Linked DNA regions of Mus musculus: region 2 is linked to region 1. A link is a contact called in ENCODE POLR2A ChIA-PET data. All regions are on one chromosome and are shown on one strand. The core of a region is the stretch at or near the end of the contact, and the rest is flanking DNA. Distances in the headings are between cores, read along the strand shown. Region 1 holds the start of Babam1 (BRISC and BRCA1 A complex member 1). Region 2 holds the start of Gtpbp3 (GTP binding protein 3).

Region 1 (5,968 bases), core at 529-3,028:
TCACGAGCTAGACAGTGGCCTAGCCCATCACCTTGAGGCCAGCTAGGGTTGGCTCCTAAGAGTGTCATACATATGGACACAGCCTTGGAAGTGTCAGTGTCACGAACACCTGAATCCTACTGGGTGGAGGAATGACCCTATGCATTCTGAGCTGCCTATGTCCAAACTCAATGCCACAGTACCCATTAAAGGACTCCAGCTTTGGCACAGACATCTCCTCCGAAAGATCCAGACAGATGATCTGAAACATAAAGAGAAGAAAGAGAGTACAGGACCAAACCAGACTACAGCCATTACAGTTATTACAGATTGGGTGGGTCCTAGCCAGCAGAGCTCAAAAAGGGCTCAGGGGTGGAGCCTCTGCCTAGAATGGAGGGGGAATGGCTATAGCACAAATGGAAGTCCAGGTGCCACAAAATAAAAATAAATAAATAAATAAATAAATAAATAAATAAATAAATAAAAACAAGAATCTAAATTCAGTGACGTTTAAGCTACCAAGTGTGTGATGTTCATGGAACCTATAGAAAACTGAGGCAGCAATTTAGAGGAGTGGCCTGTCTGAGGGTCTCCATCCCCTACATCTCCAGCCAAGACCCTCACATACCACCTTCTCTGGACAGTTGACCCTTGGTGTTCGAATCTGGACCTCAGATGCTGATGCTGGTACTTGCCAGGGCTTAGGCCCGGCTCCTGGGACACTGGCTGCCCCGCCATCTGCAGTGGCTGCCTCACCCTCGCCCTCGCTGCGGCTGCCCACACTGGCTTGAGCTCCCAGGGCCCGGTCCTCAGCCCCCTCTGGATTGGATCGAGTGTGAGGCCTGGGCTCTGATATCGTCTCCTCTCCTTCTTCTTCCTCCTCTTCCTCCTCCTCCGTGGGGCTGTTCGCCTCTGCCACCTCCATGGTTCCCGAGTGGTTAGATGAAGGGGGGATAGTGGAAGCCAGGATCCTGCCTTAAGAGTTTGTAAAGACAATGGTTACTAGGAAGACAGAAGATGGGCACGAGCCCCTTACGCACAGGAGTCTCTGAGGGCTACAGAATGCTACCATAAGACAGTGTGTCCAGAAACCACCCTCAGGTGAAGTAAGTTTTTTCGTTTTCTTTTTTGTTTGTGACAGCTCCATGTGGCCCAGGCTGCACTCTAACTCTAAAACTATACGGCTTATAATGGCCGGGTACTTCTGTATTCACCTTCCAAGTGCCGGAGTACACCGCCGCACATAGTTTAGGTGGTGCTAGGGACGGATACCCAGGGCCTCATGCAAGCTAGGCAAACTCTTTACCAACTGAGCCACAAGCACTGTTCCAACTGAACTGCTGTTCATCCTTAGCTTTCCGCTGTTTACACAGGACGAACACCCCAGTTGCCTGGTCACTGGGTATTCGACCCATTAAGGCCTCCAGTGGCTCCCACACCTGGGAGACTTGGTTTGTGGAGCCGAAAAGATACAGTTGAAGTTTCCCAAAACTACTTTTCCCCTGAGGCGGCGCCGGTCCGGTCCCTAGGGAAACACAGGAAGCCCAAGTGACCCTGCGATGGATGCGCGGTTTTAGGGGTGGCATCTCGGGACCTCGAATCCCCCACCCCTAAGTCCTCAAGAAGAACGAACCTGGAGCTACAGCAATCCGGGTCGAAGTTAGACCACGGCGACACAAAGCTCACGCGCGTTCACAGTGCCGCAGGTTCCACTCTGTAGCCTGGGCACCGCGGCCAGTCAATCAGGACTCTAGGAAGCCGCCATCTTCCTGGCCGGAAGTTTGTGCGGCGCTGCCGAGACACCTTCTGGGAAATGTAGTTCAGTGGCCCTCGGGACATGGAAGCTGATAGGCTGAGGCGTTCTGGGGGTGTGGCTTGGAGTGGCTGGAATGGGGCTGAAGATGGGTAATACTGGGAGTGGGTGTGATCTGTGGTGGATAGAAGCAAAATTGGGCGTAATTTGTAGTTCCGGTTTAATCACGCTATGGTTCTCAAGGCTTCTGCTGAAATAGGACAGAAGCCTGAGCTGGGCGGGGCCGTTTGATGATTGACGGGGTAGGACTTGGCTTGGACTTGCCAAAGGCCTTCTCAGTTACTTATGTAACTTAGGTTGGCATTCATTCACTAGTACCTTGATGAGGACTGGTGGTGCACACCTGTCATCCCAACACTCCAGAGACCCGGAGACGAAGATCGGGCGTTTAGACCAGGCTGGGCTAAATGAGACGCTGTATAAAAACTAAAATGTAAAGAAAAAGTAAAGAAGGCAGCAGACACACTGTGGACAAGCTTATTGTTGCCAGTGCCTCCAACCGCCTGATGCAGCAGTTCAGACTCATTGAAGAGAAACGTTGTGGGCTACTGAGCAGGTGCAGGCTCTTGCCACCAATCCTGAGGGGCCTGAGTTCGATCTCGGAGACAAGTAGGACCACCACAGACAAAGATGAGTAAAGCAAAGTAATGAAAAATAAAAGCTGTGCAAATGCTGAAGCCAACTCCTACAGTTTTGGTTTTTTTTTGGTTTTAGAAACACACACACACACACACACACACACACACACACACACACACACACACAAAGACCTTCACATTAGAGCGAGTCCTGGTGAACAGGGGACACAAAAAATCCAAAATGAAAATGGAAGGTTTGGCCTCGGGTAAGGGGATACTGATATCTTTAGAGCGGGACAAAGGTCCTGGTCCTCCATCCTCCTCCCGTTCTGGAGGAAGCCGGCATCCTGGAGAAGGAAACGAAACAATAACTGTCCATGTGATCAGGGTAGGGGGGCTTCCTGTTTCCCAGCCCCTCCCGGGCCACTTTTGGCTATCGCAGCCTCAGTAGCCAGTGGCCAGAATGGCTTGAGATATGCCCTGGATCTCAGGCCTTTCCCAAGGTGCTCTGGAGAAGCAGAGAAGAGCGCAGCAGGGTCAACCCCCAGGGTGAGGGAGTTTGATGCTAAGAGCCGTAGGAAGAAAGAGGATTTTAGGGTCCCTACCCAATGCTTCTATGGGGGGTGGGGCACAGATAAGAGAAACGCCTTCAGACAGCTGAGGGGAGAAGAATGCCCAGTAGAGATGGGGGATGGGGGAGTAAGGAACAAGTAGATAGTTAGTGGGCACTATTGGAGAGGTATATGAATATTTAAATGTGTCAATCGGAGTAGACACCCCAAAAATCCTACAGGAAACAAAAAAACAAAAAACAAGGATTCTAAGGTGACGAAGGCAAGAACTGAAAGCAGACTGTAGTGACAGAGGCAATGAGTGCCCGGGCCACACGGCCCCGAAGCCGTCGAGGGAGGCATCCTCTGCCTGTAAGTGTGCCCCTCTTCCTGCCACACTCAGTCCCATGGATCCTGGGAACCCAGGCCTGCTAGGCTCAGAGCCCGTGGTGGTGTAGGGGAGTCCTCCACAGGTGGAGCTGGATATGATGGCCAAGAGACTGTGTGTGTGTGTTGGGGGGAAACGGGGTTCATTCACAGGGGGAGCTAGACCCTGTAGCTGAGAGCTCAGAGGAAGTAGATGCCAACAATGGACGCTTCGAGACTAAACCTGAGCTGCATCAGGAATACCTTGGTCCTGGCCTTCAGAGCCCAAGGAACTGGTAGGATGCATTTAGTATGTACCCTATATTCTAGCCCAACACCCCAACACCCCCCCTGCACAAAGCTGCCTCCTGCCACTCACCTGCCCATTGCCTCTGCTGCCTGCCTCTCTCCTCTTCCTGTTTATCCTCCAGCCATGCCGCTCATTCCCTACTCTACCTTCCTAGCGACCCTAGGGTTAGCCCTCCAGGTCTCTTCTGAGCCTCAGGTGGCTGGGGTTCCCCCACTATCTTCACAGGATCAAGGAGGGTTGTGATGTGGGATCCCATGCGGTTCTATCCTTGAGCCCAGAAGAACAGTGCGAGCCTGAGGTGGAAGCCCACCAGGTCCTGCAAGAAGCCCCCCTGGATAGTGGCCCTGCTGAGATATCAGTACCCAGTGTGTATGAGACCTTGCAGTGCAGGCTGAGCTCCCTTGAGGCAGTTGTAGCTGCCTTGCGCCACCACTCGCTAAGCTTTCCAAAGTCAGTGGAAGCAGAAGACAGAGACCAGGGGGCTCCGGGGCCCTTTGGTGATGAGAAAGAAGACGCAGGACCTGGACAGCAGGAGGCTGCTCGCCTCATAGAGAGGAACGCCTGGCTGCGGCTAGCCCTGTGCAACCGGGAGGATGAGCTGGCATGCACTCAGGCTTCACTGCAGGACGCCCAGGCAGAGAAGGAGACTCTGCAGAGACAGGTAAGCTGGTGACTGGGGAAGAGGCAGATCCAGCCTTGGGAGCAGACACACTGATGTGGAACAGTGACAGATGTGCCAAGGAAGTGACCAACAGAGACAGCACAGTGAGAGGGAGAGCAAGGAAGACAGGCAGGCTGCACCCCATGATCTTAACACTCAGGAAGTCCAAGAGGGACAGTCTCCACTCAGGTGAGCCCTGGCTAAGACCAACTTTGTTCTCAGCTGTAGACTGAGTCCAAGGCTAGCCTGGATTACAGACCCTACCTATGTCAGTTGCACTACACACACACACAAACACACACACTAATCCTGTCTTGGGGGGTGTTTTTTATTTTTCGTTTTTTCGGATACAGAATTTCTCTGTGTAACAGAGCCCTGGCTGTCCTGAACTTACTAGGGTAGACTAGGGTGGCCTCAAAATCACAGAGATCCACCTGCCTCTGCTTTCCCAGTGCTGGGATTAAAGGTGTGAGCTATGCCAGACTTATTTTAGGGTTTCTATTGCTGTAATAAAACACCTCAACCAAAAGCAACTGGGGAGGAAGAGATTTATTTCATCTTAAGACTCTCAGGCCACACTCCATCACTGAGGGAAGCTCGGGCAGGAACCTCAAGGCATGGAGGGATGCTGCTTACTGGCTTGCTCCCTATGGCTTGCTCAGCCTGCTTTCTTATAGAACCAGGACCAACAGCCCAGGGATGGCACCACCCACAATGGGCTGGCCCCTCCCTCCCCATCAATTGTCAATCAGAAAAGTGTCCACAGGTCCATTTCGGGGAGCATTTTCTCAATTGTGGTCCCTCTTCCAAAATGATTCCAGTTGATGTCAAGTTCACACGAACCACCACAGATCCTGAGATCACTGTGGCTGGAACAGAGTGGGAGAGATGAAGGCGCGTGGGGGAAGGCCACAGTATGCAGGGTGTTGAAAGCTAGTGTGCTCTGGTGTGTGGTGGATTCTGAGGGGAACTGACCTGCTGCAGGCGTTCACTTGTGCCATCTGATGACTGTGAGCGGAACAGTCTGGCGGTGGACCATAATCCTGAAGGTGGAGGAGGGGTGAAGTGGCCCGGGGCGTTTAGTGGAGGTGACCAGAAACCTACAGATTATGGGTGATGTTAAACCCAGATATGGTGGGACAAGCCTGTAATGATAAGGACTTCAGAGGCTCAGATGAGAGGATCACAGTTTAACACTAGCTTTGACGAGATAGGCAAATGTCTCAAAACAAAACTAGGACAAGTAGGGATACAGAATCCTCCAGTCAGGGCTGTGGGCGTGACTGGGGGGGGTAGAGTGACAGCCTAGAATCCTCCAATGAGGGGCTAGGGGCGTGGCTTAGCACAGCTTTCAGAGACTTCTCACAACAACAAAAATGAATTCTCCTGAATGTAGTGGGCACACTTGAAATCTCAACTACTTGGGAGGCTGAAGTGGGGGGTGGCTTCAGTTGGGGAGGTATAAATGACTAAAAATTTAGAAAGGAATAAAGTGGAGAGGGCTGGAGAGTTGTCTCAGCAGTTAAGAGCACTGGCTGCTCTTCCAGAAGACCCAGGTTTGATTCAAAGAATCCAAGTGGCATCTCACAACTGACTCTAGTTCTAAGGGACCTGACACCCTCACACAGACACACATGCAGGGAAAATGCCAATGTATATAAATAAAAAAATTAATCTTAAAAATATAAAAAACGTGGTGATCGTCCTGTG
Region 2 (6,002 bases), core at 896-3,395, 92 kb before region 1:
CAGGTGCTCTCTCAGTCTCAGGTCTAACTCCAGTTTGATCTATACAACCAGACTGGCCTCTCACAGGCCTAGAACTTTCTCTAAAGGATGCATGGATGGAGCTGGAGAGATGGCTTGTTGGTTTAAGTGCACTGGCTGCTCTTCCAGAAGTCTGAATTTAATTCCCAGCAACCATATGGTTGCTCACAACCATCTGTAATGGGATCTGATGCCCTCTTCTGGTGTGCAGACATACAAGCAAATAGAGCACTCATAAACACAACATAAACAATATAAGTAATATAAATCTTAAAGAGAAAAAGAGAACACATGAATGGGTGAACATGCAGGCTTGCCTTGGTGAGAGTCTTTGCCCAGCCCTGGCAGAGCTGGCTCAGTTCCCCATCCAGCTGCCTCAGAGCCTGTCGACGCTGGGCCTCAGTTTCTGCACGGATAAGATCTGCCAGTCCCTCCACTTCAGTCAGGCTCAGCTTGCCATGGGCAAATGCCCTCCTGGTGAACTCTCCGGCCTCGGCTGGCCGCAGTCCTGGCACACTACCTGCAGGAAAGCATCACAAGGCCTAAGCTCCTGAGTCCCCATCCAATGGCAGGTAACAGCCAGCAGAGCAACAAACCAAACCCCAGGTGGGTTTTCAGGTGACACAACTTCGTCAGAGTCCCCTGATCCTGTAAGGAATCACAGGAAGCTCACTGATTCTTTGGGCTGGACCCTAATGGGTCAGTGGTCAGTTACTGGGTGTGACCACCACACCCCATCTGGGGGATGTAGATATCTCTCTTAGAACCCAGGCCAGCAAGCTGTTGAGGTCACCTGCAGTTGCCCCTCCCCATCAGTGCTGATTACACACGCAGGCCCCAGACTGACAGAGTGCTGGCCATCAGGGGCTTCCTGTGGCAAACTTGTTGGATGAACACACATTAAGTAAAGGTGACACAATTCTTTCTGAAAAGGCAAGACCCTCCCTATCCCCACCACCCAGAAATCACAGAAAGCCTGGTTGTACGCTGGTACATCGTACCAGCTACTCATCAACTCCCTAAATAGGACTTAGCACTTCCTCCAAACAACTACCACCAAACATGCACTTGAGTCTGAGCTTTCCTCAAAGTCCTCCCCATGCTGAAGTCTCTGCGTGTGTGTGTGACACCAGGAAGTCAAAAGACAGCCTGCAGGAATCAATTCTCACCTTTCACCACTCGGGTTCACATTTGGCAACAATCACCTTTACTGGCAGAGTCATCTAGAAGGCCTGGGTTAATATGATACATCTCTTCTCCCAAATGACAATGTGTTTTGCAGTCTATCTCCAATACCTTTTAGTCTCCCCCAGGAACAGTGCCACTCAACAGAGCCTCACCCAATGCCTGCAAGACACCGCTGACCACCGCAGGACCTCCGTGTACGTGAAACTCCACGCAATCCTCACCCGTGAAACTCTGGGGTCCTTGTATGGAAAAAAGCAGAGTTAGGGGATGGGCACGACCCGGGCTGACTCCTGGAGGGGACTGAGACCCGGACACGAGCGCCGTGGGCTCCCGGATCCGGCCCCTCACCTGGGAACCAGAGGACGAGTGAGCGGTCCAGTGGCTCCCCGGAGCACGGGTGGCGGAGAAGGCGCAGGCAGGCTCTGCGGGCAGGAGGCGGCTCCTGGAGCGCCGTGAGGCTGCGGAGCGCGAGCCCGCTAGCTGGACCGCTGGTGCGGATCACTGCGATGGCGCAGCGTCCCTGGCCGGAGCTGAGTGCGAAGATGGTGCTGCTGGGGACTAAGGACTCTGCACTGGTGCTGCAGCGTGCGCACAGCCTGGAGATCGGAAAGGAAACGAGTAAGCGCATCCAGAAACCCGAGCCTCGGGGTGAACATGGACGGAGGGATGGTCGCCCGTTGATGCCCAAGCTGTACGAGCGGTGGCCAGGCGATGGGCTTGGAAAGACACGGCAGCTGCGGGAGGAGGAACGGGGTCTGGAACTTCAGGGGCAAACCTGGGTCCTAAAGCAACGTCTAGCGCGTGACAGCGGGTCCGTGCCACTCACCTGAGGGGCGCCCACGCCGCCTGGGTCACCAGGGCGCTCAGCCCACGCCACATGGATTTCCAATTTTGCAAGCACCTTGGCCGACACTCCCGCAGGGCTTCAAGTTCGGGAAGAAAGTCCTGCCCCTTTGCGGTGTGACTTAGCGGTACGACTCTCAACTACCATTGGATCGCCTATAGGAGGTCCCGCCCTCTATCTATAGATTTTGATTCCTATTGGCTGATCCAAGGGAAACGAAGTTGGGATGCGGGTGTGTACAACGCAAGAGTGTCCCGCGGAAACACAGAGCAAAGTTTTCGGTTCCTAGAGCAACAGGTATCTGACACAATAGTGGGAGGAAGAAAATGCAGGATATATCTCAGCGGTGGTTCGAGCCCTTCTTTTCCTTGTGCCCATTCCGTAGTCTTAGAGAAGCTAAGAAGCTATGTGTGCGCTCCGACTGTAAAGTCCATGAAAGGCAGCGCAGAAGGCACTTGCTGCCAAACTTGACAATCTGAGTTCTATCCCCGGGATCAGCTTAGTGAAGGAGACCAGACTTGTGCAAGTTGTCCTTTCACCATCACGAGGGAGGTGGGGTCGGGGTATTCTACACCCAGTTAGAGACAGAAAACTCAAAGCATCTTAGTGACTGCAGGGGATGAGTTCCGGGAGAAGCCACGCCCTAGGTCAGGGAAAATCTGGTCCAAACTTCTGGGAAGTTTCTTCCTGGCCCTTCTTGTGTCTCTTCACTGATCCCCGCTACCCCATCTTTGCCAGCTGCAGCTCCTGGGCAAGTATCTTTAGCCAGGCGCCATCCCCAGGCAAGGAAGCCTTTCTGGCGGTTCCAGCCCAGCTCCAGCCCTGGCTTCCCCGCCCTCTTCGGGGTCCCGGTTGGCCGCAGGTCCGATGTGTGTTCCGGGATAGGCATCCTGGGGCCTCCAGTTAACTTCGGGTTAACCCGGGACAGCACTGAACTGCGGGGTGAAGGAGCAGGCTCGAATACCAGGTTCTGGGCGGGCGGGGCTTCGCGAGCGCCCTCGCACTGCCAATTCTCTGGTTCTCGACTTGTGCGGGCGGGCGCTCTTTAGTTAGTGCTGCCGGGTACAGTATAGTCTCAAAGCCCTCAGGTTCCCATCTGCCCTACTTTCAGTCTGTGAAACAGGGACAGTGACGTTGTCCATCTCCTGTGGTCCCATCTTTTTTGTTTGTTTGTGTGTTTGTTTTTGTTTTGTTTTTTTCGAGACAGGGTTTCTCTGTGTAGCCCTGGCTGTCCTGGAACTCACTCTGTAGACCAGGCTGGCCTGGAACTCAGAAATCCGCCTGCCTCTGCCTCCCAAGTGCTGGGATTAAAAGCGTGCGCCACCAGTGCCCGGCCCCCGTGGTTCCATCTTAACACGTTTAGAGCAAGTGCTCATTACCTACTAAGTGCTCACAGGACTTCAGGGTGGGCCACTCTGAAGTGGGAAAACATGGGAGATCAGGGCTGTGGGTTTTGGTGCTTGCTTCTAAGTCTGACGACCTGAGTTCAATCCCCTGGACCCACATGGTGGAAAGAATCAGTTTCCACAGGTGTCCGTCCTCTCACCTCCATACACTCGCCAAAGCGCTCCTGCCCACAACAAACAAACATTCTTTAAAAATCTGGTATCAGGCTTAGCTTTGTGGTTGAGCATTTCCCAGCAAGCTGGACTTTTGACAGCCTCCCTTCCCACCTAGGATCACCCAGAACATAAAAGTTTCAGACAAACAACATTTCTTTGTGTAGTTGTCAGAACATACCAGTATATCTGAAATTCATTTAATCAGTGGCTTTATTTTTTGAGGCCTATTTGTTATTTAACGATGTGTAAGCTTTGGTGTCGGGCATATTTAGCATCCCCTGGCTCTGGAGTTACTGGCAAGTGTAGGTGCAGGAACCGAACCCTGGTCCTCGAGAAGAGCTACAAGTGTTATTAACCGCGGGGACATCTCAACAGCTTGGCCCACCCTTTTTTGACACAGTGTCTTGGAAGCCCGGGGTGATCATGAACTTGCTATGTGGCCTCTGAGGATGCCTTTGAAATCCCGATCTTTCTGCCTCTTGAGTGCAGGGCTGGTAGCTCCGTGCTGGGCCAGCGATCTACTGATTGAGTCACACCAGTCGTGCCCTTTAGCGGGACTCTTTTATTCCATTTATCTGTGTGTGCGAGGTGACGCTTGTCCGCATTGGTGTACAACTTGTGGCAACACCTTTATATGCAGTGAGTGCCTCAAGATTGTGTTTATTTGATAAATTTGGCACCTGAATCCTTATCCTTTTATGGAAGCTGTATTGTAGTAATAAGGGTTGTGTGGGAGCAGAGGGCAGTAATATGTTTTCAGAACCTGAACTGTATGTGCAAAGGCCCTGGGGGCAGGCAGGACCTGCTATAATTACTTACATTCCAGTTGGGGTACTTGAGGTATTGTTCTCAGGTATGTCACTCAGCCAGGTCCTCCCTCTCGCACCCGGCTCAGAATCCACCCCTTTGACCTCAATACTTTGTAGATGGGTAAACAGACTGAAGGGCTGAGGGTGGAAGAAAGTTCTTCTCAGTGTCGGCCTGAACAAGCACGGTAGATCCAAGTGGGCGGGCAAGAAGGAAGCGTACAAAAAAAGAAAGAAAGGAAGGAAGGAAGGAAGGAAGGAAGGGAGGAAGGAAGGAAGAAAGAAAGAGAGAAAGAAAGAAGAAAAGGAAAAACACTCGGGCGGGGACCGGAAGCAGAGATGAGGCGGGGGTGGGAGTGGGGGTGGGACTGAGTGACTGAGAGTGACCGCGCTGAGACTAGGAAGAAGAATTGAGGTTTGGCTTGGGCGGGGACGACAAGCAAGTGGAGCGCAGGGACGGCGGGCTGCGCGGGCGGGCGAGAGAGGCCTTTGTCTCCTCCTCCGGCGCGCTCGGTGGTGCCACTCCGGTCCTCATGAGCCCGTGGCCCCCCAGCGCCCGGGCGTCCCGCGGCCCCTAACCTGCCCTGTCCTCGCCATGGCCGAGGCGGCTTCGGGCGCCGGGGACGTGACCCTGGAGGGGGAGCGGGGCAAGAGGCCCCCTCCCGAGGGCGAGCCTGCGGCGCCTGCGTCTGGAGTACTGGGTATGTTTGCTGCGGGTGGCACCGAGACAGGTGTACAGGGTGCAGGCAGGGGCTGCAGGAGACGCCGTTCAGGGTCACACACCCTAGCGTGTGGCCCAGAGGCTGCTCCTCGTAGTGCTGCAGCTGCGGCGCAGGGCGCGGGGTTGGTCAATGGGTCTGCACCGGGGGTCCCCAGTGCAGGAACGTGGACACGCCCCTCTGATGGCCCCAGCCTGGCCCGTGTGAGCCTCGCCACCTGGAGACTCCCAGCACAGGGAAACAGGGCGATTAGGGTCCTGGGTTCAAATCCCATATTGGCTGGGTGACCTTGAGCTCGTGGATAGTCTCTGGGCCTCAGTTTGGTGACCTGTGAAATGGGAGGAAGGACTGCACTCTGCGCCTGCTTTAAGGACCGTTCTTTCATACCAAGAAGCACTCAAGGCAGCTTGTGGGCACCCCACCAATTGTGGTTTGGGAGGCAGGGTTGGGCCTCAACCATGAGTAAGATTCTTAAGGCAGGACCTAGGGGGAAGGGCCTGGCTGATGCAGGAGAGAAGAGAGCAAGCCCAGGCTATGGGTGCCTAGCCCTTGAGAGCTCTAATGAGGGCCGAGTCAGTCCCTGAAGGGGCCTGATCTCAGCCCAGCCTGCCACGCTGCCCCATAGATAAACTATTTGGGAAGAGGCTCCTGCAGGCTGGCCGCTACCTGGTGTCCCACAAGGCATGGATGAAGACAGTGCCCACTGAGGACTGCGACGTGCTCATGACCTTCCCAGGTATCCACACCTGTCTGCCATGGGCCCGGATGCTGCCTTTACCGCCTCGGTGGAAATGTGGAGGCCCTTGTGGGCACCTCTCGAGGCAAGACCCATTGGCCCCTATGCCCCTTGGCAGACACCACTGAT

Evidence for each region. ChIA-PET counts read pairs that join two places held with the same protein, here RNA polymerase II (POLR2A).
Region 2: POLR2A ChIA-PET joins it to region 1 with 10 read pairs in Patski. The contact joins the promoter of Gtpbp3 here to the promoter of Babam1 in region 1. POLR2A ChIA-PET finds 5 or more read pairs at or near these places in 2 of 5 experiments (Patski and embryonic stem cell).

Annotation. Positions count from the first base shown.
Region 1 is chr8:71,392,665-71,398,632 of GRCm38, reverse strand. It overlaps Babam1 (BRISC and BRCA1 A complex member 1), which reads right to left and starts at 1,778. Exons shown (of 9, transcript NM_026636.2): 1 at 1,613-1,778; 2 at 608-954; 3 at 183-241. The coding sequence starts at 904. It overlaps Ushbp1 (USH1 protein network component harmonin binding protein 1), which reads left to right and starts at 2,832. Exons shown (of 13, transcript NM_181418.3): 1 at 2,832-2,919; 2 at 3,164-3,293; 3 at 3,462-3,583; 4 at 3,823-4,258. The coding sequence starts at 3,240.
Region 2 is chr8:71,484,871-71,490,872 of GRCm38, reverse strand. Gtpbp3 (GTP binding protein 3) reads right to left here and starts at 2,145. Exons shown (of 9, transcript NM_032544.4): 1 at 2,033-2,145; 2 at 1,555-1,802; 3 at 1,359-1,445; 4 at 336-538. The coding sequence starts at 2,085. Ano8 (anoctamin 8) reads left to right here and starts at 4,806. Exons shown (of 17, transcript NM_001164679.1): 1 at 4,806-5,119; 2 at 5,763-5,873; 3 at 5,992-6,002. The coding sequence starts at 5,014.